2 separate regions of the Homo sapiens genome follow, and region 1 is linked to region 2. The links are chromatin loops, found by intact Hi-C in ENCODE. Cell type or tissue: K562. All regions are shown on one strand. Each heading gives the region's core, and the rest is flanking DNA. Links, peaks and the distances in the headings are about the cores only. Region 1 holds the start of OR2AT4 (olfactory receptor family 2 subfamily AT member 4). Region 2 has its middle 44 kb from the start of NEU3.

What was found. A loop is a pair of places that touch in the nucleus more often than their neighbours do. Peaks named below come from ENCODE experiments on the same cell type or tissue, not always from the same donor. Only the 100,000 strongest peaks of a DNase experiment are listed, where the experiment ranks them.
Region 1: it touches region 2 in a loop (4-fold over the local background); 2 of 110 quality-filtered maps call a loop at or near these places.

What each region holds. Positions count from the first base shown.
Region 1 is chr11:75,096,059-75,111,783 of GRCh38, forward strand. It overlaps OR2AT4 (olfactory receptor family 2 subfamily AT member 4), which reads right to left and starts at 818. Exons shown (of 2, transcript NM_001405852.1): 1 at 770-818. It also overlaps the pseudogene LOC100421207. RefSeq lists a cis regulatory region at 677-1,192 and enhancers at 3,802-5,001, 4,277-4,346, 4,617-4,686. In K562, for the core only: no CTCF peak of the experiment used is centred there; DNase peaks (open chromatin) are centred at 4,393, 7,633 and 9,513; H3K4me3 peaks cover 3,192 bases.
Region 2 is chr11:75,025,564-75,041,288 of GRCh38, forward strand. No RefSeq gene overlaps it. Among named protein-coding and RNA genes, the nearest start is that of NEU3, 44 kb to the left of the region's middle. In K562, for the core only: CTCF peaks have their summits at 6,095 (motif pointing right) and 6,600 (motif pointing left); DNase peaks (open chromatin) are centred at 4,748, 6,018 and 6,568.

The sequences.
Region 1 (15,725 bases), core at 3,780-11,779, 71 kb after region 2:
ACTGTCAACAGAGCTAGATTATCAACTCACCTTGAGCTCTCCTGGACCAGCTCTGCCACTCTCTTGCTGTGATGCTGGGTCTCTGAGCCTCAGTTTTCCCATCTATAAAATGAGGACTTTGGAAGCAATGATCTCCAGCTTGATAAATATTTTGAGTATCTACTCTGTGTTTAGATAAATGAGAGATTCGAAGACAGATGTGTCATGGCCTCAGCCTCTTAGGAAGGAGAGCAAGGGCGCTCTCATTTGTTAAGCTTCTGTTGCCTGCTTGATTCTTTACAGTCATTACACATCATTACGACGCCCAAACTCATGCAGTTCTCTCATGATATTCTCACCATCCTGCACTGTTTCCATAGAAAAGGAGCAGGATATACGTGAAGCACAGAATCTAGGTCTATTAACTTTGCAGTTAGAAAGGCCTGAGTTTCCTTCCTGGCTCCACCACTTTGTGCTTTCCTCCAATGGACTGCAATTCCCTCACAAATTATTCCCATTTCTCTTATCGTCATCAGCTTTGCCTCCTTGTGAGGAATTCTCTTCCAAGATCATTAGCCTCTTGCTTGTGACTGCACAGCCCTGCCCCTGCCTGCGAGGGTGTCTGGTCTACACTCACCCAGGCTGACTGCGTGGTTGACTTGGATCCTGGGACCCTGACATTCCCAGGATCTTTACTGTGGTTGTACATGCCCCCAACCTCCCTGAGCCTATCTCCCCATCCCAGTCTCTGCCTGCTCTGCGCACTCCATCCCCAGCCCAGCTCACCTACCAATCCTGGTCCGCCTTGATGTCTTGTGTAGAGTCGTCACAGTTGGCCTTGGTTGGGAAGAGCCAGGTAGAAACTCAACCATGGCCCTTTAAACCCTCGGGCCCCTCTCTGCAACCAGGCCTGCTGGGGCTCTCTCCCCACAAGAAGGCTCACCCGTGGGACCAGATAACTGCCAGTCAGCTGAGAACAACTTCCGAGGGTGGAGTGGGGGACTTTGTTCTGGGCTTTGCTGATAATGAAAACAACATCATTAACAACCCTCATGGGTCCCAGAACTTTATCACCAGTATTATTCCTGTTTTCCCATCTGGTCCTCACAATAGCCAGGGAAGACAGGCAGAGTCAGGATTATTTCCACTATTTTACATTTGAGGAAACTGAGATCTAGAGAAGTGAGGTGACTTGCCCAAGGTCATATGAGTGGCTGGTGGCAGAGCTGGGATTTGTACCCAAGGCTCCAATTCTGGTTCAGTGGTTCAGCAACATGTTATCTAATGACTAAGACCCGAGTTATTCCCAGTAATATGACTTTGAACAAATCCCTTAACCTCACTGGGTCTTCATTTTGTCATCTGTGGAATGGGTATAACGACACTAACTCTCTCACAGGATAACTGGGCAGGTTGAGGTGCTTCACCCAGTTCCTGCCACTTATTAGGCATTCAATAAGTGGGAGCTATTATTTTAATGGACCAAAGCAGTAAAGCCTTGTTCAATGAGTATGTGATACTTCCGCTGCTGTGCAATGAGAACTTGCAAAGGTTTTGTGGAAAGAATGTGAGGGTGGAAGTCTCTGCCCCAACCCCATACAGGACAAAGTCAAGAGTCACAGACTCTTCCTGCCTCAATCTTTCTGATTCTCTCCTTTGGCTCCAGTGTTCTGTTTCTGACTTGACTGACTTGGTCACTCCTACTAATACTCATAAAATTTTAATTTTTTTTTAATTTCACAAGTAATAAACAGAACCTCATTGTAGAACATTTTAATCAATACAGAGCTTTACTGAGTCAAAAGTGAAAGTTCTAGGCCGGGTGTGGTGGCTCACGCCTGTAATCCCAGCACTTTGCCGGGCCGAAGGGGGAGGATCTCTTGAGTCCAGGAGTAAGAGAGCAGCTTGGACAACTGGCAAAACTCTATCTCTACTGAAAAATACAAAAAAATTAGCTGGGCATGGTGGCATGCACCTGTAGTCTCAGTGAGAGGTGACAGCGTGCTGGCAGTCCTCACAGCCCTCGCTCGCTCTCGGTGCCTCCTCTGCCTGGGCTCCCACTTTGGCGGCACTTGAGGAGCCCTTCAGCCCACCGCTGCACTGTGGGAGCCCCTTTCTGGGCTGGCCAAGGCCGGAGCCGGCTCCCTCAGCTTGCAGGGAGGTGTGGAGAGAGAGGCGCGAGTGGGAACCAGGGCTGCGCCTGCGCTTGCAGGCCAGCTGGAGTTCTGGGTGGGCGTGGGCTTGGCGGACCCCACACTCAGAGCAGCCGGCCGGCCCTGCTGTCCCCAGGCAATAAGAGGCTTAGCACCCGGGCCAGCGGCTGTGGAGGGTGTACTGGGTCCCCCAGCAGTGCCAGCCCACTGGCGCTGTGCTCGATTTCTCTCTGGGCCTTAGCTGCCTTCCCGCGGGGCAGGGCTCGGGACCTGCAGCCCGCCATGCCTGAGTCTCCCACCCCCTCCCTGGGCTCCTGTGCGGCCCCCGCCTCCCCGATGAGTGCTGCCCCGTGCTCCACAGCACCCAGTCCCATCGACCACCCAAGGGCCGAGGAGTGTGGGCGCATGGCTCCGGGACTGGCAGGCAGCTCCACCTGCAGCCCCGGTGCGGGACCCACTGGGTGAAGCCAGCTGGGCTCCTGAGTCTGGTGGGGACGTGGAGAACCTTTATGTCTAGCTCAGGGATTGTAAATACACCAATCGGCACTCTGTATCTAACTCAAGGTTTGTAAACACACCAATCAGCACCCTGTGTCTAGCTCAGGGTTTGCGAATGCACCAATGGACACTCTGTATCTAGCTGCTCTGGTGGGGCCTTGGAGAATCTTTGTGTCTAGCTCAGGGATTGTAAACGCACCAATCAGCGCCCTGTCAAAACAGACCACTGGGCTCTACCAATCAGCAGGATGTGGGTGGAGCCAGGTAAGAGAATAAAAGCAGGCTGCGCGAGCCAGCAGTGGCAACCCGCTCAGGTCCCCTTCCACACTATGGAAGCTTTGATCTTTCGCTCTTTGCAATAAACCTTGCTACTGCTCACTCTTTGGGTCCACACTGCTTTTATGAGCTGTAACACTCACCGCGAAGGTCTGCAGCTTCACTCCTGAAGCCAGCGAGACCACAAGCCCACCAGGAGGAACGAACAACTCCAGATGCGCTGCCTTAAGAGATGTAACACCACGAAGGTCTGCAGCTTCACTCCTGAAGCCAGTGAGACCACTAGCCCACCGGGAGAAACGAACAACTCCAGATGCGCCGCCTTAAGAACTGTAACACTCCCCGCGAAGGTCTGCAGCTTCACTCCTGAGCCAGTGAGACCACCAACCCACCAGAAGGAAGAAACTCCCAACACATCCGAACGTCAGAAGGAACAAACTCCAGACGCGCCACCTTAAGAGCTGTAACACTCACCGCGAGGGTCCGTGGCTTCATTCTTGAAGTCAGTGAGACCAAGAACCCACCAATTCCGGACCCATCAGCTACCAGGGAAGCTGAGGCAGGAGAAACACCTGAGCCTGGGAAGTTCAGGCTGCAGTGAGCCACAGCTGTGCCTCTGCACTCTAGCCTTAGCAATGGAGTGAGACCCAGGAAGGAAGGGAGTGGTGGAAGGGGGGAAGGGGGGAAGGGAGGGAAGGGAGTGGGGGAAGGGAGGGAGGGAGGGAAGGGAGTGGGGGAAGGGAGGGAGGGAAGGGAGGAAGGGAGGGAAGGGAGTGGGGGAAGGGAGGGAGGGAGGGAAGGGAGGAAGGGAGGGAAGGGAAGGGAGGGAGGGGAGGGAGAGAAAGAGAGAGAAAGTTTTTTTTCACACCAATTCTTACCCATATTTTTCCTCCAGTCTTAACAATGGAGTGAGATCCTGTCAGAAAGAAAGGAAGGAAGAAAGAAAAGAAAGAAGAGTTAGTTAGTCTTCTTCACACCAATTCTTACCCACATTTTTCCTCCATGCTCCAGAAGTAAACATTATTACTGATTTGGTGTGTTTCTTCCAGACTTTTCTAAGCGCATGTGTTTGTGTATGTGTGTATGGTTTTGCTTTTCTTTTAATGTAAATTGAATCATTCTGTATTTATTGTATAGCATATTTTAATTTAATAAGTCTAGGAATTTTTCTGTGTCTGATCTACTTCATTTTTTTGTATCTGATATTTGGCATTTTGTAGTACAGATACAACATAGTTTGTCTAATAACTCATCTGTTGATGAACATTTAAGTTCTATCTCATTCTTGCTATTATGAAAACTATTATAATTAATTTCCTTTTAACATGCATTTGGGGTCACATGTGCTCAAATATTTCTCGGAGATAGACAGATCCTTAGAAGTAGAACTTCTGGGCCAAGCAGTCAGCACATTTTCAAATGGAATGGGGTGTGCATGTGCAGGGACTATCCCAGCTTCAAACCCAGAAGCTTTGAGGATGCTGAGTCACAGTGATGACTGAGATGACCCTGTTACACCCGGCCTGATGCTTCTGCCCAGGACCAGGGGAAAACCCATGCATGAAGGGTTCATTTCAGCCTGCAGAAGAGACTTCCCTATTAGACCTCTGCAGACTGTAGACTTTCAACTGCAGACTGGGAGGTTACTAAGTCCTTAGCAGCTGAGTACAGAACACGATGGAAATGAAAACATGGTACAACAGAGGTTACAGCCCTCTCCTGACCTGATAAACTTCATGATGGAGCTAAAGATGGTTTGGGAAGTTTCTTTGAATCACAAGCAGAACTGTATGTGCTGTCTCCTCCTGTCTGGATCTACTCACTACTTGCTAAAGAGAAGAATTTTGGTTTGGGATAAATTTATGTGGATCTTCGCTTTGGTGCCATAAAGGTAAGTGCTAAAGATGTTTCTGGGGGAGAAGACTAAGCTCTCTTAAGTTAAAGGCAAAGAATCCTGCAAAATCACCAGGTGGTTAGGTGGATTCTTTTGTTCTGTTTTCCATTTCTTAGACGTGATGAGATCCCTAATAAGCCTTAAAAAGCCATCTTTTGGCGGCATAAGAATGACTTAAGGCTTTCGAGATGTTATGTATGAAAGTAACTAAAAGACTTGGGCACTTGGGCTGAAATAACCCATATGGAGTGCAACAGTTAAGAGAATTGCAATAAGTAGGAGAAAACAAACAAAAACTAAAATTTAGAATCCTTTTGGATTTCCTATTTTGTTTTACTAAAGAGAATGAACCAAAATAGAGAGTAAAACTGTTGGCTGAGATTTCTTTGTATAAAAAGCCAACATTCTAAGACTTACTTTTATAACATTATGGGATAAAATAGGATTTCTTTTATTACCTCTAAGAATAAAACTCTCCTCATCCTGCTAGGAAATGACTGGCTTTTCTATAGCCATAGTAACAATGATCAGAACTTGTTTAAAACATGCTTAACTGGCTGGGCATGGTGGCTCACACCCGTAATCTCAGCACTTTGGGAGGCCAACGTGGGTGGATTGCCTGAGCTCAGGAGTTTGAGAACAGCCTGGGCAACATAGCTGAAACCCCGTCTCTACGAAAATACAAAAAAAAAAAAAAAAAATTAGCTGGGCGTGGTGGTGTGCACCCGTGGTCCCAGCTACTCAGGAGGCTGAGGCATGAGAATTGCTTGAACTCAAGAGGTGGAGGTTGCAGTGAGCCGAGATTACACCACTGCGCTCCAGCCTGGGCAACAGAGTGAGACTCTGTTTCCCAAAAACCTCAAAAAACAAACAAAGAAACATACTTAATTGTTTAATCACAGCTTTGAGCCAGTACCCACACTTCTGAAAGTCAGGGAATCTAAAAGCCACTCAGCAATGGTTTAACTCCAGTAACCACACTTCCATAGCTAAAAGCAAACTAATCCCTAAACACTCCCACCTTTGAAAGTCCACCAACCCCAGATCTCCACATTTTCCACAGCCCTGTGTAAGATCAGCTCCCTGTGTTTCTCAAAAACAGACTATATCATAAACCATAGCATCCTGTGCTTACACTAGTGATACATTCAGCCTTTTGTTTCTGATATTGAGTGGTGATCTGTTCCTTTAACATTTCTTATTTATTTCCATATGGTCTATAGTAATGTCCCCTCTTTCACTTCTGATTTTAGTAATGGGAGTCTTATCTCTTTTTATATTGGTAGGCTAAAGTTTTAACAGTTTTATTGATATAGTCAAGGAACCAACTTTGGTTTTGTTGATTTTCTTTATTTTTCTATTCTCTATTTCATTTATTTCTGTTCTAATCTTTGTTATTTTATGCCCACTTCTTGTTTGAGTTGAGTTTGCTTTTCTTTTTTAATTTCTAAAGATAAACAGTTAGGGTACTGACTTGAGATTTGTTTTCTTTTTAATATAGGTGTTTACAGCTATAAATTTCCCTCTCTGTACTGCTTTAGCTGTATCCCATAAATTTGGGCATGTTGTGTGTTCATTTTCATTCATCTCAAATTATTTTCTAATTTCCCTTGTTATTCTTTTACCCATTGGTTATTTAGAAGTCTCTTGTTTAATTTCCACATATATGTGGAAGTAGCATTCAGTGATAGAGGTTTTATTATTTTAAAGATAGCACAGAAAAAGTGGACAGGTTATTTAAAACAAATATTGCTTAGAACCAAAAAAAAAATTTTTAGCAAGTTTACAAAAAAATGAAGCCCTCAAAGTTGAAATTAGACAAAGTTATGCAGATCATTCAGGAAATAAAAGGAGGATAAAAGGAATTAAATTGAATCATGCTATTTGAAATATAAACAGAAAGCACAAAATAAGAATTTAGTGTAAGTATTTTATTTTATTTACCATTAAGAATATATTAAATTGGCCGGGCATGGTGGATCACACCTGTAATCCCAGCAGTTTGGGAGGCCGAGGCGGGTAGATTGCCTGAGGTCAGGAGTTTGAGACCAGCCTGACCAATATGGTGAAACCCCATCTTTACTAAAAATACAAAAATTAGCCAGGCATGGAGGCCTGCGCCTGTAGTCCCAGCTACTTGGGAGGCTGAGGCAGGAGAATTGCTTGAACCTAGGAGGCGGAGGTTGCAGTGAGCCGAGATCGTGTCACTGCACTCCAGCCTGGGTGAAAGAGTGCCACTCCGTCTGAAATATATATATATATATATATATATATATATATATATATATATATATATATATAAAATTAATGCAGAAGAAATGGCATTTCAATAAATATTATTCTAGTAATGGAATCATTGTCTCATGACTGCAAAATGACTAAGTATTTTTACTACATGTGATAATTGAAGTCAGGTTTTGAGCTCAATGTTTTATTTGATTTTAGAAATATTTTAAACTAGCTTTTGATATATTAGAATTTATCTTTTTATCTTTATTCTTTCTCCCTCTCCCAGCTACATCAAGATATAAAATATAGCACATAGTAGGTTCATGATATATGTACTTACTATGTGAATGACAGCTATGTCATTTAGCTGACAGTTTTAATTTTCTTGCGAAGCGGTTTAGGTAGCCACTTTTGAGGACAGATAAATGATTAGGTTTAAAAAATTCAGATCATTGCCACATGTAAAACACATTAGTTTATGTAAGCATCCCAATGTTTGGTTAAAAAACCAAACCTCTACTGGAGAGAATCAGTAAAATTAGGACCATTAGTCAGACACACTATGACTCAGAATGAGCACTGCACTCTGAGATAAAAATGAGATCAATTTTAAGACAGTGTTTTCCGGATGTAAGTGTGCCTCATGTGAGTTTAGTGTGAGGAGGCTCCTCAGATAACAAACCTAACTCAAGTGGGACTTTGATACTGCCAGACCCTCATCCTATATGTCTCTGTTCTTTTCTCTCATCTCCTCTTCTCAATGACTTTTCCACACCTTCTCTTCACTCCTCAGTCCACCAATACCTCTTCCCATCGCCACTCCAGCAATCAAGTGATAACTCCCACAGACTGTCATCCCACAACCACCCACCTACCAGCCTCTGCACCCACACACTGCGCTTTCCTACCTGTGACCACAGATGAACTCCTCATGCCCTTATGTAAAGTCAGTCACAGCCTGGGCAACATGCAAAACCCCATTCCTAAAAATAAAAAATTAGCTGGGCATCTTGGTGTATGCCTGTAGTCCCAGCTACATAGGAGGCTGAGGTGGGAGGATTGCTTGAGCCCAGGAGGTCAAGGCTGCAGTGAGCCATGATTGTGCCACTGCCCTCCAGCCTGGGCAATAGAAGGAGACCCTGTCTCAAAAAATAAAAATAAAGCCATTCACTTCAAATCTCCCCTCTCTCCTCCATCACCAATTTTTCTCTCTACTGAATCATTCCCACCAGTGTACAAATACATTGTAATTTTTCCCACCTTAAACAAAAATTTTATCTCTATAAACTGCTGATTACATTTTAAAAATCAAGGGGCACAACACCTTGTATAGTAGTAGACTATAGTAGACTACTATTCATTCAGAAGGAGTGGAAATATAACTCTATAGTCATATTTATGTATCACATAGCAATATTTATAAATTATATATATGTGTAAACATGTGAAAATATCTTCTATTAAAAATAGAAAGAAAAATGTTTTAATGAATAAAAATGGTTTCTTTAAAGGGGATGCAATAGGTGGAAGGAGCAGGAATGGAAGCTAGAATTCACCAAAAATGCCTTATTTTATAATACTGACTTTAAAAATTGTTATAATTATGACTTTAAAAATTATAAGGGTGGTGGCTCACGCCTGTAATCCCAGCACTTTGGGAGGCCAAGGTGGGTGGATCATGAGGTCAGTAGATCGAGACCATCCTGGCTAACGTAGTGAAACCCCGTCTCTACTAAAGATACAAAAAAATTAGCCGGGCGTGGTGGTGGGCCCCTGTAGTCCCAGCTACTCGGGAGGCTGAGGCACAAGAATGGCGTGAACCTGGGAGGCGGAGCTTGCAGTGAACCGAGATCGCCAACAGAGCGAGACTCCGTCTCAAAAAAATAAAATAAAATAAAATCATGTACTCTGCTGGCCATGGTGGCTCATGCCTATAATCCCAGCACTTTGGGAGTCCAAGGCAGGAGGATTATTTGAGGTCAGGAGTTTGAGACCAGCCTGGCCAACATGGTGAAACCCTGTCTCTACTAAAAATACAAAAATTAGCCAGCTGTGGTGGTGCAAGCCTATAGTCCCAGCTACTTGGGAGGCTGAGGCAGGAGAATCACTTGAACCCAAGAGGTGGAGGTTGCAGCGAGCTGAGATTGCGCCACTGCACTCCAGCCTGGATAAGACAATGAGACTCCGTCTCAAAAATAATAATAATAAATCGTGTACTCTGCTGAGCTCTCTAGGTCCCCCGTCTCTCTGTGTGGGGGCCTCTCAGGCTTTTGTGACAGGAGGGGCAAATGCCTTCTCTTGGAGAACTCACTCCTGATAGAGCCTAAACCAAAGGTAGACCTTTCCATTATTGTTCCCAAGCAGAGACTCCAGGCACATCCCGGGTCGCTTTTGTCTTCCTTTCTCCCGGTTGCTGCAGCCCAGCAGGTGTTCTGTCTAGTCACTGTCTGCCCACTCTGCTGTTGGCTCCGCCTCCTCAAAGCCAAAAGGAGCAGTCACGAGGGCCATTGTTGCTAGAAGGGACCCAGATAACTGAAAGCTGTAGCTGTCCAAAGAGAAGCCTGTCTCAAAGTTTTCAGGGATTGTTCTGAAAACTTTGACATGTGCGCACTACATATGTGCTTGGGTCAAGCCCTGGACTGGTGCATTGGAGCTGAGGAAATACTGGCTTAGCCTACTTCAGGAGAAGCCTCTGATGGGCGGTCCTGCCAGCTTCAGGTCCACATCCACATTGCTGCTCTTTGACCTCCACTGATTCCATGAGCAGTTTGTCTTTGATTTTCTTGGAACTACGTCTACATTCTTTTCTAGAACAAAAGCATTCGTGATGTGTAAAGAAATCACGATTCATACTGTACAATCTCAATCTCATAAAACTGGATGTTATACCTATATTCACAGAGGACCTAGAAACTGTAAACTGCTTGTGATTGTAGGTGACTTTGTTCTTTACTTCTTGTGTTTTTAAGTTTCCTAAAATGCACATATTAACTTAAAAAATAAGGGTTATGTCACTAATCATTAGAGAAATGTAAACTAAAACCACAATGAGATACCATCTCACACTAGTCAGAATGGCTATTATTAAAAACTCAAAAAATAACTCATGCTGGCAAGGTTGTGGAGAAAAGGGAATGCTTATACACTGCTGGTGGGAATGTAAATTAGTTTAGCCACTGTGGGAGGCAGTTTGGTGATTTCTCAGAGAATTAAAAACAGAACTAACATTAGACCAGCAATTCCATTATTGGGTATATATCCAAAGGAATAATCACTCTACCATAAAGGCACATGCACATACGTGTTCATCACAGCACTATTCACAATAGCAAAGACATGAAATCAATCTAAATGCCCATCAACAGTAGACTGGATAAAGAAAATGTGGAACATATACACCATGGAATACTATGCAGCCATGAAAAGGAATGAGATAATGTCCTTTGCAGCAACATGGATGGAGCTGGAGGCCATTATTCTAAGTGAACTAATGCAGAACAGGAAACCAAATACTGCACGTTTTCACTTTAAGTGGGAGCTAAACATTGAGTACACATGGACACAAAGAAGGAAACAACAGACACCAGAGCCCACTTGAGGGTGAAGGGTGGGAGGAAAGTGAGGATCACAAAACTACCTATCAGGGCCAAGCACAGTCACTCATGCCCATAATCCCAGCACTTTGGGAAGCCGAGGTGGACGGGATCACTTGAGGCCAGGAGTTCAATACCAGGCTTGGCAATATGGCGAAACCTTGTCTCTACCAAAAATACAAAAATTAGCCGGGTGTACGTAGTAGCACATACCTGTAATCCCAGCTACTCAGGAGGTTGAGGCAGAAGAATCACTTGAACCCGGGAGGTGGAGGTTGCAGTGAGCCAAGATTGTACAACTGCACTCCAGTCTGGTAACAGAACGAGACTCTGTCTCCAAAAAAAAAAAAAAAAAAAAAAAGACAGTCCTGGGTTGCTCATTGCTCTATGATTGATTGTGAAGCCTAGCTCCCAGATTTTGAAGTGGTGACTGGAAAATGCTTTGTCTAAAATGAACATGGGACAAATGACCCTCCTGTGTGAGAGCTCCCTAATAAAGAATCTCAGAGGTCACCCCCATGAGCAGTACAGGAGTTGAACATGGACTATCATCATTCTAAAGGGTTAATGCTCAGTTAACTAGAGCCCCATCCCAGCAGATCCAATAGAAAGGTTTTCAATGCACCCAAAACGATGCAAACTGCACTTCCCTGGACATTGCTGCAGTCAGAGTGTGAGTCATGGGCTGACTGTCTCCACGTTAGGCTGAGTTGGGGGGTTTGAGTGACAGAAACTAAGAAGGTCATAGCCAGAGGAGCCGTAAGAGGCCATCCAGTCCAGCTGCCCTTTCTCCTCCCCATTCCTCCTTTCACTGCTTTGCTGACACCCCAGCGAAGAGGTGGTCCAAGGCTTTTCACTGCCAGGACTATCCAAGGGTCATATCAGGCTTGAGTCACCAGCAAAGCAGGGTCACCAAAAATACTTCCTGAGAGAATGTAACATTTGATATTTCAAAACATCATTCAAATAGTCCATCATAGGAAATATCAGAATTTGGCTGGACTGTCTCAACACTTATTTTATAGGTTAGGGTTCTTATTTTATTTTGAATTATATACTACATCTAAGTAATACAGCCCTGTGCTTAGGGCCAAAAGACATTTTCCCAGGGCACAGAACTTGCCCAAGCAGATCTTTCCTGTTGGGTTTTTACAGTGCTGGTGGGGAAGAGGGGTCAGAAAAACCAACCACCTGAATGTCCATCCTGCACTTTCTGTACGTCATCTCTCCCCATCAGACAGCTCTGCCAGGAAGTGCTTATGCCCCTTCAACTAATGAAGAAAACTGAGGTCAGAGAAGGCCAGGCCCTCCTTCAAGGTCACAGTTGGTGAGTGAGAGCAGAGGCTACTCCTGGAGCCTGGCAACCCACAGTCCTGCCTCCTGGGCCAGCTCTAACACTCTTGCTGTGACTGTGGGTCTCTGAGTCTTGATTTTCTCATCCGTACAGTGAGGGGTTTGAGGAAATCATCTCTGAGATGTTTCCAAATCAATGAGCTATTTTCTGAGTGTCCCTCTGCGTTTTGCAGAGTGGGGGTTCAGAGACAGATGTCACATGACCCACACCCCTAAGGGTGAGGGCTCTCGCACTGAGGGAGCACTGCAGCAGAGCCAGGTTCTTGACCTTCATTATGTCATGTGCACCTTAGTGGTTACGTGTGCAGACTCGGGAGTCAACCCCTGCTCCTAACTCCAGCTGTGTGACATTGAGCAAGTCACATTCACCTCTCTGAGCCTTTTGGCCCTGATCTGTGACCTCATGGGATTTTCTTTATGTAGAGAATGCTTAGGTATGCTTACAAAGAGCCTGGAAAATGAAAGAGCTCAAAGTTTTCTAGTGTTTCCAGTGGTTCCTGCTGTCATCAGCCTTTTCTCCCTGTGGGAAGGCCTTGGCCAAGAAGATTTGAATCCCATCTGTGAGTGCATCCATTGCCCAGACTTGCCAGGATATCTGGCCAAAGGCCTCACAGCCCAGGCATGCACCTGGATCCTGGGCACCTGCCTATGTGCACACCCCATCTGTCTTTCTGGATTCCTGGCCCACGCTCCACATTCCCCCATCTCTCTACCCCTGTCTTCCTATCCTAGTCTTTGCTGAACTCTGGGCACTTTACCCCCAGTTCACTCATCTGCCAAGCCCGTCCCCTTTGTGTCTCCAAATCTGGCCCCAGAGGGAAGAGCCAGGTAGGTGTTGAGCTGTGTCCCATTAAACCCTCTGGCCCTTCCCTTCAGCTAGGCCTGCTGGAGCCTCTCCCTCAAGATGGTGCTCCTTTGGGCACTGTGCCCCCAGGCACCCAGGACTAACTTTTTGGGCCCTTGTGGAGCAGATGTTGGGAGGAGACTTGCCCCTGGAATTTGCCAATAATGAGAAAAACATCATTAACAGCCCTCATGGGTTCCAGAACTTTACAACCAATGGGGCAACTTTTAACTACCTTATTCCATCTGGTCCTCAGAAGAGCCAGGGGAGATAGACAGCCAAGAGGAGAAAACTGAGGCCCAGAGAGGTGAAATGATGTACCAATACTAACACAGATGTATCATATTAGGGCTGCAATTCAGACCCAGGGATTCATTCCCAGGCCTGTGCGCTATCGTATTCCATAGAGATTAAGGGCACAGCGTCCAGAATTAGAAAGCCCTGGGTTTGAATATCAGTTATAATACATTTTAGCTATGTCACCTTAGGTAAGTTAGCCTCTCTGAGTCTGAGTTTTCCTTCTGTAAAATGGGGAGGACCTTCTGGGGCAAGTCTTATGTGCTAGAAAACAGTGTCTTTTTGTCCATATGCACCACATTGCGTTACTTAGGATCCATTATATAATTTCAAATAAAACAAGAACCCTACTCTGTAAAATAAGTGTAAGAGAGTCCAGCCAAATTCTGGTATTTCCTGTGATGGACTAATTGAAAGGTGCTTTGAAATATCAAAGGTCAAATTATCTTAAGAAGTATTTTTGATGCCCCTGATTTGCTGGTTACCCATGCATGTGCCTGGCCAAGTCATCCTCTCCACTTGGTTGTTTCATGCCTCTTTTGCTGTGGATGCTCTGAGAATTGAGATTTCTCCAAAGTTCTAACACTTCTGTGATTAAGCCCTTTGCTTAGTCTTCAGCTCGTCTGCCCTCTGCAGAGGATGCTGTCAAGGAGAGCCTCTGACTCTCACACTTTGCACTGGGGATTAATACATCTGAGTCTGTTGTTTTCTCTCTACCCTTCAATACATCATTGTCCTTTTAGCAACATCCTCCAATCCCACAGTTCTTAAGGTTTTTACTTCTGCCACACCTCTAAAACACTAGAGATGATGCACAAGCTTTTGCAGCTGCTTTATCTAGGTCCCAGCCAGCTTGCAGCAGGTAAAAGTCTTAGCAATCACATTCCTGTAGCATAGGCCGCAATCTCTTGTTTACCATCAGTGACAGGGCCCTCATTGCCATTCAGATAGTGAGCGATCCACTTACAGAATCTCATCCTCAGAATCTGTCTTCAAGAACTACTCCTGGCACCAACTTTCTTGGGCTCGGCTTCCCAGAAGCAGAGCCAGAGAAAGGGATTCTTGTGCAAGTGATTTATTGAGGGAGTATTCTCAGATGAGACCTGTAAGGGAGTGAGGGAGGTGGGATAGTGCAGGAGAAGTTAGGCAAATATGAGTTTCAACTGAAATTGTACCTCATTCCACAGGTGCTCTGGAGTGTGAAAGGCACTATAGCATTGTTCTACCTTGGAGTGGAGGGATACCTTTTATATCCCCTCATCAGTTAGTCATCACTATAGGTTATCCCTGGGGAAAAGGTGTAAACTACAAGACATTTTTCCTGGCAGGAAAAATTAGTTGAAGGCAACTCTCTAGAGAATAACATAGCTGTGAGCTGTTAGCAGCTAATATTCATAGCAGATACATGGATTACCAACAGTGACTTCTACATATGGTATTTACCCTTCTGTGTCTGGTTTTTTTTTCAGTATTGTGTTTATAATATTGTTGAGTTTGTTTTATAATGTATAGTATACATTATAAAATGGTGCGAATATACAATCTATTTAGCCATTATATTATTAATGAACATTTAGCTGGATATAAAACTGTAAATTAAAGTTATTTTTCTTCAGTACTTTAAAATTATTGCTTCTATGTGTTTTTGTATCCAGTGCTCCTATTAGGAAATCTGGTATCAATCTGAATCTTATTTCTTTGTAGATGATCTGCTTTTTCTTTCTGGAAGTGTTCAGAGTTTTTAAAAATTTGTCAGTAATTGATCCAGAAGAGATGTTCATAGTGATGAACTTCAAAAAAAAACTTTAAAAACAGAAAAGATAAAATTAAGCAATGTAGACTTCTGCTTTCATGAAGATGGAGTAGATGTACTTTTCTCTGTTCCTCCTGCTAAGTACAACCTAAAATCCTGAATATTATGTATAAATCAAACAAAAGAAGACTATGAAAGGGAGAAAGAAGAAGGCAGAATGGCTTAGGACCTTGGGACACAAAGAACAGCATGGTACTGGGTTCCAGGAATTTTCCTTTTGCTTCATAAATCTCAGACTTAGAGCTGAAGAAGCTAGCAACCTGGAAATGTCAACAGGTTCAAACAAACAAAAAAAAGCCAATGAAAGGGTAGTCTGTTTAACCCCAAAAGGCCAGAACAGGGGCAATTAGCGAGACAGGAAACTTTTAGTAAACAACTTTTGTATACTTGCCAAATACCACAGAGAAAACTGTGGCTCAACTTCCACCTCCACCAGCAAAAGCCAAATGGGGAGCCTAAACTTCCACCAGTTCCAGGCTGATATTAGGTACTTCAAGCTCCCCTACAGCCCCTTCACCATTGTGTCAGAGAATTATCTGATGAAGATTTTAAGGCAGTCATTATAAAAATGCCTCAATGAGCAATAACAAAGGCACTGGAAACAAATTAAAAAATCGAATTTTTTTTTTTGAGGCAGAGTCTCACTCTGTCACCCAGACTGGAGTGCAGTGGTGCAATCTTGACTCATGGCAACCTCTGCCTTTCGAGTCCAAGTGATTCTCCTGCCTCAGCCTGCCAAGTAGCTGGGACTACAGGCATGTGCCATCACACCCAGCTAATTTTTGTTTTAGTAAAG
Region 2 (15,725 bases), core at 3,570-11,569:
CTGGCCCTCATCCTTCCTGCCTGGGTCCTGTGAACCCCTTCCCTGCTCTCTCATCAAGCCCTAAAACTTGATCCTTAGCCACTGTGGGGACTTTCTGCGTGAATGTCAAGTCTCCCAAGTAGGAACCTAAAAGGGACTGGGAGATGGGGGGCAGGGGTGGATCCCAAGAAGAAGTCATTTTCCCTCACAGCCTTAGTTTTCTCATCTGCAAAATGGGAATAGGCTTTATTTGGATTTATTCTGTTGCAAAGAACAGCAAACCACTTGAGCCCAACCAAGTGGGTTGGGGAAGGAGCCAACTATGGGGACTGGAACTGGAACCTGCACATTGGAAGGAACACAGGCCACTTGGGGCTAGCTTCTCCTCCATCTCTTTGTCAATGGGTCTCTGTTGCTATCTGCCCATCTTCCAACTACTCATAGGTGGATTCTTTCCCTCTCTCCTCTCTGTCTTAAGCTTCTGTTTCCTCAGAATCTCTGTTCTAGCACAACTTTTTCTTACATGTGACTGCTCATGGCTCCATTTCAACTCCATAGTTCGTTCCTCTGGGCTCCTTTGTAGAAACTAGTAGTTTCTCCCCATCCTGCTCAATTCACGTGCATAACGGAGGGAATCTGATTGGCCCTCTGATTCTTCCTGCCCAAACTTGCCAGAGATTTGTAGACTGGTTTATGGTCTGCAAGGCCCTCATAGATTTGTGGGAGTGACAGGCCCTGGATGGGCAGCAGGGAGGGGTTGAAGTTGGATTACCTCATGTATATAAAGTGCTGCAATAGTGCCTGGCATACTATAGGACTCAGAAAACTTTGAATGAAACTCAGAAATCTTCCTCTCCCACCATAGACCCTTCTCCTGGCCCCTCCCCTTTCCCTCACCTTTGCATAGGCCTCCAGCCTTGGATCCCTCTTATTCCTGCAGATTTTCTTGGCCTCCCTTCCTTCCCTGGCTAGCCTGGTCTTAGGGTAGGGTGATCTTCCTGCCCCGATCTTCTATAGCACCCTGCACTTCAAAAAACTTTGCACTTAAGTCTCCCAACCGCAGCTGTGCTCTCCCCATCAGCAGACACCCTGCCAAGGTCCATGTCACTGGGAAGGGAGTAGGAGAGCTTTATACGTAGCTATCATTCACTGAGCACCTCTAAGTACCTGGCCCCATGTTCAGTGCTTTACCCATTTATGTTAAGAACTCTTTGCATTCTTCCCTTGAGATGGAGCTTTTTCCAGATGAGAAAACTGAGATTGAGCATGGTGAAGTGACGTGAACCCAGCTCTAACTCCAAATCCTTGGCTCAAGAGCAAAGCTGTTGGTGTGAACTCTATCATCATTTCTCCCTTCCAAATACAGTTGCCACAGGCCACACCAATATTTTCCCCTTTCTTTCTGGTTTTACAAAATGAATTAGCTAACAGCTGATTTTTATTACCACTAACAGATAATTTTTGTTAAGAACTTAACATGTGCTAGGTGCTGTTCTGAGCACTTTACCTGTATCAACTCATTCAATCTTCATAACAACTCTATAGGATAAGCACTATCAGGATCCCTGTTTTGCAAAACTCTGCCTTAACTTAAGGCAGGACCAAAGTCGCATGATGCTGGTGGAGCCAGGATTTAAAGCCTCACTCCAGTTCAAGCCCCGGGAGCCCATTTTCTGCCTACTTCCTCTAGAAACTCCTTCCATCAATCCCTCCCTCACCTCTTTAAGCTACCTCTCTCCCCTGGCTCCTTAGCATTTAATGTGTTTACAACTTTCCCATCTCAAAAGAGTCCTCAAACCCATGTTACTCTGCAGTCACTACTCTTTCCTTCCTCCCTGTCTTAGCCCAATTTCTTGAGTTTCTCTACTTGCTAGCTATTCTTCCTTACCCCTCTTCAAACCAGCCTCCACCCCCCCGCCCCTCTGCCTAAACTGCCCTAAGCATAGGAAGATTGTGCCGCCACATTCCCAAAGGAAAAAAATACTCCCTTCAATAGCCTAAAAATACTGTCAATCAAACTTGAAATCAGCTTTCTAAATTGTAAGACATGTCACAGCTCTAGTAGTTCTGAAACAAATTTTTTATCAAGAGTAAAAAACGAGCAAAGATAAATACTGAATACTTTGGTATAACTTAATTAGTGATGACACCTCAGTTGAGCCTTCTCTATGCAGCTGGAGTTTTGCTTTTCTGCTCAAATGCCCTCTAATATTATATCCAGCCAAGGTATCATTCAAGTATAAAGACAACAGCTAAAGTGTCCTTAAAGGCAACAGACCAATACCTGCGCTGTTCTGTTTTGCTTCGTCCACACAGTTTTTATTCTTCTTCACTCATTTAACATTTCAGCCATGGTGGGCTATGAATTCTTTCTTGGTAACTAAAATTGTTTGTAAACGGTATTAAAATAAGTCTCCTTTTTACCTTCTTGGTGGTTTCTCAGTTGTCATACCCCCATCTCTCCTCTGTTTCCCTTTCTAATACTGGTACTTCCCTTACTTGGCTAAGGATTTCTGGGAGAGGTTGGATAGGAGTTACTAGTGTCCCAGTAATGCTGGTCAAAACTTTCCCCATGCCCAGAGCCCAGAGATAATTCAGGACCACAGGTAGAGTGTGTATAGGTCCCACTGTTTGTTAACACTGTGTCCATGAAGACTACCTTGCCAAGGTTTCCAATGACTGCTGCATGGAGCTCTTCTGCCCCACTGCTGCTTGCTGATCTCTAAACCCAGGTGAAGTTTTTCGCTTTCACCTTACGGACTACTGGGCAGCATCAGGGACCATTTACTCCTTGACCTTCCTGAAGCAATTTCATATTGCACCACTCTACTTTCTCATCTGCCCTCTTAAGCTCATCCTCTAAGGTCTGGAGTTCTCCAAGATCCCAGCCTTGATTTTCCATTCACCATACACACTCTCTTTAATGACCTAAACCACTCACACAACTGTGAGTACTCATTTGTCAGCAATTTCCAAATCTCTATTTCCAGGCAGGTCCTGGCTCCACACCCAAATATTCAATTGCCCTCCAGTTCAACTGGCCAAAACCAAATGCATCTGTTTCTCCCAAGCCTGCTCCTCCTTTTGTGCTCTCTCTCTCTCTGTCCACCCAGTCTCCCTGCCCAGAAGCTTGCACATCATTTTTAAACACTCTTTTGCTTTCCATTTCCAAAGATTCACAAAAATCAGATGGAGTCTGCCTTTGTCCAATTTGTGTTGTTATAAAGGAACATATGAGGCTGGATAATTTGTAAAGAAAAAAGGTTTATTTGGTTCATGATTCTGGATGGCTGGAAAGCTCAGCATTCATCATCTGCATCTGGTGAGGGCCTCAGGCTGTTTACACGCATGGGTGAAGGTGAAGGGGAGCTGGTGTGTACAGAGATCATATGGAGAGAGGGGAAGCTCTCAAGAGGGAGTGGGGAGGTGCCAAGCTCTTCTTAACCAGCTCTCATGAGAACCAATAGACTGAGAACTCACCCCTAAGGGAGGGCATTCATCTATTCATGAGGGGTCCACCCTCATGACCCAAACGCCCCCTATTAGGCTCCACCTTCAACACTGGGGATCAAATTTCAACATAAGTTTTGGAGATGACAAATATCCAAACCATGGTAGAATCTATGCCCCTTTAGGCTCTCTAGAAACTGTGCCTTCCTTTCTAGGAAGGAGAACACAGTAGAAAGACCTGGGTTGGACAGGTATAGGCTTTAGGGTTGGACAGACCTGGTTTGAAATCCTGCCTCTATCACTTACCGGCTGTATGACTGTGTATTAAGGGCAACTCTCTTAATACATTCAAATCTTAATTTCCTTATCTACAAAATGGGGATAATAATCTACTTTGAAGAGTTATTGTGAGAATTAGAAACAATGATGTTCATACTTAGGACTGTGCCTGTCCCTACTAACACTTAATGATAGTATTCATTATAATAATGATGATGATGATTTCTGGCTCCACTGTTATTGCTTTATCTAGGATATGGTCTTTTCTCTCCTGAACCATCACATGAGTTTCCTCACTGGACTCTCTGTCTTCACTCTCTGTTGACTGCCAAATCTGCTTTTCACATAGTAGTCAGAAAAATTTTTCTAAAGTACAAATCTGATCATGACATTCACCTGCTTAAAACTCTTTTCTCCCCCCATTCCATCTACCCTATGCCCCAGCCATACTTGCAGGTCTCTGAGCACACATTGGTCACACACTCCCTTCTGCCATGCTTTATTCAAGGAGTTCCCTTTGCCTAAACCTGAATGTATTCTCTCCCTCCCCTCCCTCACGTCCTACCTGACGAATCCTCATCCATCACACCCAGTGCCAATGAATGCCACCCCTCCTTGGGATGTCTGTTTACTTTGAGTCAACTGCTAGCTCCTTGAGGGCAGGGATCAGGTTTGATTCTTCTTTGTGGCCCCCTGCCTTCCTGCACAGGGCTTGACATAAAGAAGCCCTCATCAAATATTTTCAGACACTTGCTCAAGGTTGCACATGGGGTCAGAGGCAGGGTTGAGGCTTGAACCCAGGTCTCTCATCTTCCTGCTTAGGATTCTCCTCTACACATGCCATTTTGCCCCAGTGGAGAACAGGAGTGCAGGGTTAGTGGGTTGGGGGTGGGGGACCTCCCCATGTGAGGGCAGCAGGCAACCTGAGGACATCCCACACTGCATTTCAGTGCTGCATCTGCTACACTGGGGAAGGATAAAATTATCCACTGCCCACGTCATGTATCTCCCCATCCGACGGGGACTAGAGATAAAAAATGAATGACACAAAATCCAATCTTGCCTGGTGCAGAAGCTGGTGGGGGTGGGGGTGGAGCTGGTGGCCCAAGCAGCCACTCATTGCACAGCACATCTCATATTTATTGACTCATAATTGAAGGCAGCCTGGAGATGTCCCAGCATTGGCCCCTGACAAGACAGATGAGGGCAAAATGACTGTGGAGGCAGAGAGTCAGGATACAGACTTCCTCACAGGACTGCAGCCACAGAAGGGAGGCAATGGTGGGGAGTGGGGACAGCTAACTGGCTGTTGCACTGGCCCCGGGGTCTGACTCGGGTTCTAGGTCCTGCTCTGCTACCCACTTGTGATTACCTTGAACCAGACCCTCCCCTCTCTAGGCCAGTAATTTTAGCCTTCTTGATTTCATTACCAGGGTTTAGGAAAATCATTCTGGGAGTTGGGAAAATCTGGGCTGCTAACTTGCTCTGTGGCTTTAGGTGAGTTTCTTTACTCTAAGGGCTTTGTGCTTTCTCTTTGTAAAGAGGAAAGGATGCCTCCCTCTTCTATATAAAGATTGAGGGGGTTGGGTTGGCCTAGGAGCAGCCAGTTTGTGCATTTTAGCAACTGGAAAGCTTCTGGTTGGGGGAAGACAAAGAAACAAGAAATGCTGCCAAATATTAAGAACCTGCAATGACTCCTAATTGCTCACAGAAATGGTCCAAATTCCTAGGCTTGGCATTCAAGGCTGTGAAACCTGCATAGTCCTACCTCTAGTATTTGTGTCATTATGGGGAAAGTGTCTGGGGCTGGCAGCCAGGAAGCCTGGGTTCTGGACCAGTCTTACCACTATCTAGCTCTGTGATCTCTGGCAAGTTCTTGATCATCTCCAGGTCTCAGTTTCCCCATCTGTAAAATTTACATAGGTGATCTATGAAGTAATTAGGGTCCCCAAGCCCAGAGCAAGTCAGTTGCCAAGTTCTATCCTCTCTCCCTCTCAGTATTCCCTAAATCCATTCCTCCCTCACCCCCATTCCATTCTAATTATGACCACTGTCTCACCTCAGTACTCCTTTCTCTCTTCCTGACCAGTGCAGTAGCCTCTTGTCTCCCAGCCTCCATCTACCCCCTCCATACTCCAGTCAGAGTGACTCAGAAAGCATGTGACTGACCATGACCCTCGCCTGCGTCAAGCCCTTCCTGTGCTCTCCACACAGCTCTCAGCCGAGCTCCTGAGTGTCACATGGAAGATCCTGCATGATCTGGCCCTATCTTATCTCTTTTCCCACTCCTCCTGTGCCCCGACTATCTGTACCATTCAGGCTGGCCTCTTCACTGCCCTCTCTCCAGCTCAGACTCCAGGATGAGGCTTCCCCAAGCTGGCCAGGAGGAGGCCCTGTGGCCCTGAACACAGTAGTAGGTGGGGTCAGTGTCATGCCTAGACTCCTGTTCTGCCTTTCCAGAAGCTTCTGGAGTTCCAAGCCCCATAGGGGTCCTGCTCCATGGAGTCCCCAGAGCATCAGGTGTGAATGATGCTGCCTGTTCTCCCTCCTGCTGCTGACAACCAGAGAATGTCTGAGCCAAAAGGGCCCCAGAGGTGACCTTGACCTCCTAAAACCCCACATTGTATAGATGGAGAAACTGAGGCCCAGGGAGGAGCAGTGGTCACACAGCAAGTCAGTGTTCATCAGGGCTGGAGCTCTGCCTTGTGCCTGCTCCATGGGGTTGGGGACACAGGGCTGGACTAGGGTAGCCATAAAGAGAACACTCCACGCACTGGGGCAGGAGGGGCCATCAGCCCTCCCTTCAGTGGTGGAGGTGAGATACTCAGCAGGAGACTCAGGGCAGGGAAAGAGGCTTCTGCCAGTCTCATTCCCATCCTCACCGCGCCCCCTGCTGGTTCTGTCCTATTAGGGCTTCCAGGTCTCTGTACTTTACCTCCTCGCCACATGTCCAGCCTTCCTGAGGTGGGATGGGGAAAGGGAGGAATCAAGGTAGCCAGGGCAAGCATTTGTGAGCATTTACAGTCAGAGCTGTGAGGACCTCTACAACATCCTGCCAAGTGCCTATCTAGTATGTTTCATGCACGCCAGTGACAGGGACTCGCTTTCTCCTAGAACGGCACCACCCTTTGGGAGACATTTGGCCCAGGCAAAAGAGACTTCTCAGGAGAAGCTGGGGTTATCTGCAGGGTGTGCTTCTGGGCCCAGCATCAGGAGATGCAGAAAATGATAGAGAGACGGCCCACCTCTAGGATGGCTTTTCTCCAGGCCTAATAAATTATCAGACGTTGTGGTTTCTGGCCCCTTCCCAGGGCACAAGGTCCCTTATCAGAGCTTTTAGTCCACTGAATCCAGTCCTCAGAGAGTGCAGAAGGGGAGACTGAGGCCCAGGGTAGGGGTAGGATTTGCCTAGTTCCCCCAGCATATTAGGGCTGGGCCTGAGACCAGAATCCAAGGCCCCAGCTCCTAGCTGGGAGCCCTCCCAGCATAATATGTTCCCACTCTACGGCACGGAGTGTGGGGTGTGGGGGACTTGCACAGAGACAGAGAGGAGTAACTGCTGAGAAGGGCTTGTGATAGATGAATAGAAGCCTTCCCTGCAGGAGCTCAGAGTCCAGGGAGAGGGCCACAGGCAAAGGAAGGCTTCCTTGTCCCTCCCTATAGGATAGTGCATGCTCCATCTGGGAGGCAGCAACAATTGTGCACAAAGGCCACCATTTAGCCCTTGCTCACCCAGGAATCCCTCTCTGTGTGCATGTGTGTGTGTCTGTCTGTCTATGGACTGCCTCTGCCCTCAATGGACACCATTTCTAATTCATTCACCAGGAAAGTGGGCTTTTTTGCTATCCATCTGCCATGAGGGGATTTCATAAATCCTCTCTTTTTTATTTTGAGATGGAGTCTCACTCTGTCGCCCAGGCTGGAGTGCAGTGGCGCGATCTCGGCTCACTGCAAGCTCTGCCTCCCGGGTTCACACCATTCTCCTGCCTCAGCCTCTCTAGTAGCTGGGACTACAGGCGCCCACCACCACACTCAGCTAATTTTTGTATTTTTAGTAGAGACGGGGTTTCACCATGTTAGCCAGGATGGTCTCGATTTCCTGACCTCGTGATCCGCCCACCTCGGCCTTCCAAAGTGCTGGGATTACAGGCATGAGCCGCTGCACCCGGCCTAAATCCTCTCTTCGGCTGTGGTATAGGATAGTGGTGGCTTGGGCCATGTGAACACCTGCAGATTAGTAGTTTGAAGCCAGGAGAGCCAGGGCGTTGAATGCCAGACCAAGGAGCTTAGACTTTGTCCCACAAAAAATGAGGATGCAATGAAGGTTTTCAAGTACAGAATGTCATGGTCACATGTGTTCTAGGAAGATCTCTGGTGTGTAAAAAAGAAGGTGGGTTGGAGGGAGCCACAAAAGACAGGTGGTCAGGAAGGATGCTGGGGCCATGATGCCAGAGAAGGATAATGAGGTTCAGTGTGGGAAGAGGTCAGGAGGATGGACTTGAGAGATATTCTGACAGTTGAGTCCAGCCCAAGGTGAATAGCAGATGGGGTGAGAGAAGAGGAGTTAAGGTATGGCCTACGTTTGACCTGAGGGATTAGGGTGGTGGCTAGGAGAGTGCTAGAAAGCAGGCTTTCCTATAGGGGAGTGCTCTGGGCCCAACCTTGAGGCCACCCCATTCACCTCTTTACCTATTCATCACTCATCCACCTTCCCACCTACCCACCTACCTACCATCCATCCATATCCCACCAAAGCCTTCCCCTTTGCCAGGCTTCCATGTGCCAAGGACTCAGAAAATAACCAGTGCCGATCTCTGCTCCTGTGGGCCCAGAGAGACAGATTGGCTCTCCTTCACCCTAGTAGTACGTCTGGTTGCTGGCCTCTGCCCGTGGAGAAGGTGATGTAGATAACTTGCTGGCATTTCTTCCCAGAAAGTTATTGCTCATTCAGGCTTGGGGCTGGGGAGAGAGTCTCCATCCTGATGAGATCAGTATTAGACTTGCAAGTGTTAGCCATTAACAGCTTCATGGCATTGTATAGGCACCAGTTCACTAGGAAGAGGCTCAACTCCCTTCCCCATCTTGGGCCTGCCCTTGCTGAAGTTCCCAACCTGATTTCCATCTCTGATGAGGACTTGCCCTGCCAGGTTCAGCCACCCACCCATTCAGAAACATGAGGTCCTCTGCTGGGTATCAGGAACACTTGGTCTTTGACCTCTCATATCTCACAGACCAGGAGATGGGAGATAGAGACCCTTAAGCAGGGAGCAGACGAGGCTAAGTCACTGCAGTGGTGTGGGTAGAGAGGAAGGCAAGGATGCTGTAGAGGTAGAACTGGCAGGAATTCGTGGCCAACTGCAAATAAAGGACATGAGGTATTCAGGCTCCTGGGTACCCACAGGTGAGGGTGGCCAGTTAGGAGCTTTGGATACATCTGACCTCATGGGTTGTTTCTAAGGCCCAGGCCCACAGGACCTTTTAAGAGGATGACTTCTTGGTCAGAAAGACTGGCTTCTGCATGGGGAAGGGTCTATGTGAGTCTCCATAGGTCCCTCTCCACCTCCCAGCCAACCATCAGAACCATGGACTCAGGTATGAAATCACTGCTTCAAGTGAAAGGCTATTTCATGCCTCAGTAGTAAAGAGCAGGCACAATTGAATGGCCACATTAAGTCGCACCATTAGGGAGCTTTTCCAAGTATGAGGTTATTAGTTTCTTAGATGCAATTTCATAGGAGGAATTTGGCCAAAACGGGAACTTGTTCATCTAAGCTAAAGCAGCCTATTTAAAAAGCAAAATTGGCTGGGCGCGGTGGCTCACGCCTGTAATCCCAGCACTTTGGGAGGCCAAGACGGGCAGATCACCTGAGGTCAGGAGTTTGAGATCAGCCTGACCAACATGGAGAAACCCCGTCTTTACTAAAAATAGAAAAAATTTAGCCACGTGTGGTGGCACACGCCTGTAATCCCAGCTACTTGGGAGGCTGAGGGAAGGGAATCACTCGAACCCAGGAGGCGGAGCTTGCAGTGAGCCGAGATTGTGCCATTGCACTCCAGCCTGGGCAACAAGAGTGAAACTCCATCTCAAAAAAAAAAAAAGCAAAAATGAGTGTTACCCACATAGCGTGTCCATCAGTGACATCATAAACCCTGTGCTTATTCCATGAATAATTATCAAGCACTGTGGCAAGTCTCAGTGCCAGGCTTGGGAATCCAAAGGCCCTGCTTACATTTTCCTTTCATTTTTTTGCTCGTTTAGTTTTCATAGTTTCATTTTCACATTTAATTATTTAACTCATGTTGGGTTTGTTCTGGTGTATGGTATGAGGTGAAGCTCTAAATTTTCCCCCAATTGGTCTGGGTATATATGAGTTGTAATCTAGGTCAGAATTTCCCAGAATGATTCCATAGAAAACTGATCCTATAAGATGCTCAGGAATAAAAAAGATTTTATAGTCAAAAAAAGTCTAGGAACTGTTGCATACCCATCACCTTCTTAGAGATTCACAATATATATTAACAAGCAGTAAGGAAACTTTCATGTCTTGGTTCATAATTTTATTTGAGTACAGACCCCATTTAAAAATAACAGCTATGAGCACAGCACAGAACTCTCCACCTTGGAGTAAAGATGGCCCTACAGCAGAACTGACATTGAGGCCTCTGCCTCAGATCTGGCTTCCGCACTCTTATGGGTCTGCGATCTGGCCAGGAAGTGTAATACACACACTGCCAGTTCTGCTCCAGAGCCTGCAGTGCTAAGAACTTTGCCAGGAGCCACAAACCATGGATGCCCTCAGGGAGGGTGAGGCAGCTTGTCTGGCATTTGGCCAAGACTTCAAAGAGGAACAGTTGCCCTGGGCCTTGAAAGATGAGCAGGGTAGGTGAGGTGGCCCCTGTGAGGGCAGAACCCTCTCCAGCAGGGACACTCTGTCACGGCAGTGACCCAGACCATGCCCCCAGAACTGCAGGACATAAAGAGCTGCATGAACAGAGATGCCTGTGAGGAGCTAGGTGAGAGCAGAAATGCCTGTAACATGGGGCAAAGGTGGCTGTGGGTATGCTGCTGGAACTCTCCTGCAGGTGTAAGGGAAGGGCACTCAGCATTCACTTTCAAGTGCTGGGCCCCTGGTAAGGCAGGGCCTCCTGGGGCCTCATTACAACACCCAGCACAGACCATACATGTGGCCCTCTCCTGAGGCCTCTCTTTCCTTGGGGAGTCTACAAAGTTTTTTTCTTGTCTGAAACAAATAACTGGGGAGTTGGGGTGGGGTGAGAGGAGAATGTGTGGACCCAGATTCCTAGGGATTAATTAGGGCCCTTCAATGAAATGTTTCTCTTTTGGAGGCCAATTAAGACAACTGGAAGCTTGGGAGGTGGGAAGGGGGGAGGTAAATATGTGTGTTGTGCTTGAGACAGGCCCATTTTCCTCTGCTGGGCTGGGCCCCTCGGGGATGGGCAGACCTTGGGGGCACCCTGTCCATTTGCAGCAAAAATACTAGTGCAAAGATAATCACAGATTGTTTTTATCATCTAAGAGGAGGATTTTAGTGGTGCAGGACTTTAGTGGTGCATTATGAAGTGTGTTATCTCAGAAATTACCCTCGCCTCTGTAGTAACTGCATTATACTGAGCACTCACTAGGGGCCAGGCCTTAGGCTGGGCCTTTACAGTCATGATTTCATTTTTAAAAACAGCTTTACTGGCCGGGCGCAGTGGCTCACGCCTGTAATCCCAGCATTTTGGGAGGCCGAGGTGGGCGGATCATGAGGTCAAGAGACTGAGACCATCCTGGCTAACACGGTGAAACCCCATCTCTACCAGAAATACAAAAAATTAGCCGGGTGTGGTGGCGGGTGCCTGTAGTCCCAGCTCCTCAAGGCTGAGGCAGGAGAATGGCGTGAACCCGGGAGGCGGAGCTTGCAGTGAGCTGAGATCACACTACTGCACTCCAGCCTGGGCGACAGAGCATTACTCCATCTCAAAAAAAAAAAAAAAGCTTTAATGAAATATAATTCGCATATCATACAATTCATTCATTGAAAGTGTACAGTTCTATGGTTTTTAGTATATTCACAAAATTGCACAACTATTGCCAAAATCACTTTTAGAATGTTTTCATCACCTGTTAGCAGTGACTTTCCTTACCCCCTCCCCAATTCCTCCAAGCCCCAGGAAACTGTGGGTGACAAGCCACCCAGGTGCCAAGGCAAGAGACTGAGGACACAAGCTGTTCCAGTATAATAAAATATAAAATAAGAATAGTTATACCAGATATAGATCCTAGGTTATGATTATAGAGTGAGGATTATTATAATATTGGAATAAAGAGTAATTGCTACCAACTAATGATTAATGATATTCATATATAATCATATCTAAGATCTATATCTGGTATAACTATTCTTATTTTATATTTTATTATACTGGAACAGCTCGTGTCCTCAGTCTCTTGCCTCGGCACCTGGGTGGCTTGCCGCCCACAGGAAACCATTAATATATGTTCTGTCTCTATAGATTTGCCTATTCTGGATATTTCATATAAATGAAATAATATAATATGTGCTCTTTTGTGATTTGCTTATTTTACTTAGCATAATGTTTTCAAGGTTCATCCATGTTGTAGTAAATTCATCAATATGTCATTCCTTTTTAAAAAACGGCTTTATTGAGATATAGTTCACACACACAATTCACCCATTTTAAGTGTAAAATTCAATGGGTTTTGATATATTAAATTATAACTTTTTAAAACTATAGTAAAATCAATATAATATTAGCCATTGTAACCATTTTAAAATGTAGAATTCCATGGCATTAATTACATTCACAATGTTTTGCAATCATCACCACTATCTATTTCCAAAAACTTTTTCATCATTTTAAACAAAAGCTCTATAAACATCAAGCAGTAACTCTCTATCCTGTCTCCCCTTAGCCCCTGGTAATTTCTAATCTAGATGCTGTCTTATGAATTTTCCTCTTCTAGATACCTCACATAAGTGGTATCACACAATATTTGTTCTTTTATGTCTGGATTATTGCAGTAATCATCATGCCTTCAAGGTTCATCCATGTTGTAGCATACATCAAAATTTCATTTCTTTTTATGGCTGAATAGTATTCCATTGTATATATACTCCACATTTTGTTTATCCTTTCATCAATGGATGTACATTTGGGTTGTTTCCACCTTTTGGCTATTGTGAATAGTGCTGCTGTGAACATTCTTGTACACATTTTGTATTTTGGATATATACCCAGCAGTGGATTTGCTGAGTTATATGGTAATCCCATGTTTAATTTATTTGAGGAAATGCCAAACTGTTTTTCTAAAATGGCCACATCTTTGACATTCCCCTCAGCAATGTATAAGGGTTTCAATTTTTCCACATCCTCGCTAACACTTGTTATTTTCCCTTTTCGATTATAGACATTCTAGTGAGTGTGAGGTGGTATCTCATTGTGGTTTTGGCTTGCATTTTCCTAATGGCTAATGATGTAGAGCATCTTTTCATGTGCTAATTGTACATTTGTATATCTTCTTTGGATAAGTGTCTATTCAAGTCCTTTGCCCATTTAAAAATTGAAAGCTGGGCATGGTGGCTCACGCCTGTAATCCCAGCACTTTGGGAGGCTGAGGCGGGTGGATCACCTGAGGTCAGGAGTTTGAGATCAGCATGGCCAACATGATGAAATCTTATCTCTACTAAAAAATACAAAAATTAGCTGGGCATGGTGGCACACGCCTATAATCCCAGCTACTTGGGAGGCTGAAACAGGCGAATCGCTTGAACCTGGGAGGCGCAGGTTGCAGTGAGCTGAGATTGCGCCATTGTACTCCAGCCTGGGCAACAAGAGTGAAACTCCGTCTCAAAAAATATATATAAAATAAAAATAAATAAATAAAAATAAAAATTGAGTTGTTTGTTTTTTGTTGTTGAGTTTAGAAATTCTTCATGTATTCCGGATACTAGTAACTTATTAGATATACAAATTGCAAATATTTTCTCCCATTTTATGGGTTGTCTTTTTACTTTCTTAATAGTGTCTTTTGGAGTATAACATTTTAAAATTTTGATGACGTCCAATTTATTTATTCTTCTTTTGTTGCCTGTGCTTTTTGTGTCATGTCTAAGAAACCATTGCCAAATCCAAGGTTATGAAAATGTACCGCTATGTTTCCTTCTAAGGATTTTATGGTTTTAGCCCTTACACTAGGCCTTTGATCCATTTGGAGTTAATTTTTGTATACAGTGTAAGGTAAGGAGCCAAATTCATTCTTTTGCATGTGATTATTCAGTTGTCCCAACACCATATTTTGAAGAGACTATTCTTTCTTCATTGAATGGTCTTGGCATTCTTGCCAAAAACCAATTGACCATAGATGCATGGGTTTATTTTTTGGAGTCTTAATTCTATTCCATTGACCTATACATTTATATTTATGCCAGTACCTCTCTGTCTCTCTATCTCTCTCTCTTTCTGAGATGGGATCTTGTTCTGTCACCCAGGTGGGAATGCAGTGGCAAAATCATAGCTCACTGCAGCCTCGAGCTCCTGCGCTCAAGCAGTCCTCCTGCCTCAGCCTCCCAAGTAGCTGGGACTACAGGCATGCACCACCACATGGGTTTGGATTGTTCTTGTTTCTCTAAGGGAGGAGACCACCCCTCATATTGTCTTATGCCCAATTTCTGCCTCCAAAGAAAGAAGAAGTAAAAACTAAAAGTCAGAAATGAAATCCACAGGCAGAGAGTCCGGTGTGCACCCTGGGCCTGGTAGTTAAAAATCAACCCCTGACCTAACTGCTTGTGTTATCTACAGATTCCAGACAATGTATGGAAAAGCATTGTGAAAATCCCTGTCCTGTTCCGTTCTAATTACTGGTGCATGCAGCCCCCAGTCACATACTCCCTGCTTGTTCAATTGATCACGACCCTCTCAAGCAGACCCCCTTAGAGTTGTAAGCCCTTAAACGGGACAGGAATTGCTCACTCGGGGAGCTTGGTTTTTGAGACGCAAGTCTGCTGACACTCCCAGCTGAATAAACCTCCTTCATTCTTTAACCCAGTGTCTCAGGAATTTTGTCTGTGGCTCATCCTGTTACATTTCTTGGTTTCCTGACCGGGAAGCGAGGTGATTGGCAGATGATTGAGGCAGCCCCTTAGGCGACTTAGGCCTGTCCTGTAGAGCATCCCTGTGGGGGACTCAGACCAGCCTGGGCAACGCAGATCCAAAGAGTGCTCCCAGGTAGGCAATTGCCCCAGTGGGATGCCTTGCCAGAGCAGCATGGGGCAGGCCCCTGCTGAGGATCAACTCAGTGGCTGAACACTGAGAAGGAACTGACATTTGGAGTCCAGACATCTGAAGTTTGGTAAGACTGGTCTTTGGAACTTGCTCACTCCATTTGAGTGGAAGCGTGGCCCGATCACCCATGGTGTGCCTGTACCGGCACTTTGGTTTTGGTTTTGACTTGGTTTGAATTGCTTGACAGGATTGGTCTTGGGAACTTGCCGACTCTATTTGAGTGGAAGCGTGGCCTGATCACCCATGGTGTGCCTGTACCGGCACTTTGGTTTTTGTTTTTGACTTGACTTGGATTGCTTGATACTTTGGTTTTGGTTTTGACCTGGCTTGGATTTATCGATACTTTGATTTTGGTTTTGATTCTGGTTTGGTGTAAACTGTAAAAGTGTGTGTGTGCCCTTTTTACCCATTCTTTGTTTTGTGGTGTGCATGTGGTGTAAGTATGGTGTTTTGTCTTGAGGAAGCATGGGTCAGGCACAAAGTAAGCCCACCCCACTAGGAACTATGTTGAAAATTTTCAAGAAAGGATTTAAGGGAGATTACAGTGTTACTCTGACACCAGGAAAACTTAGAACTTTGTGTGAAATAGACTGGCCAGCATTAGAGGTGGGTTGGCCATCAGAAGGAAGCCTGGACAGGTCCCTTGTTTCAAAGGTATGGCACAAGGTAACCTGTAAGCCAGGGCACCCAGACCAGTTCCCATACATAGA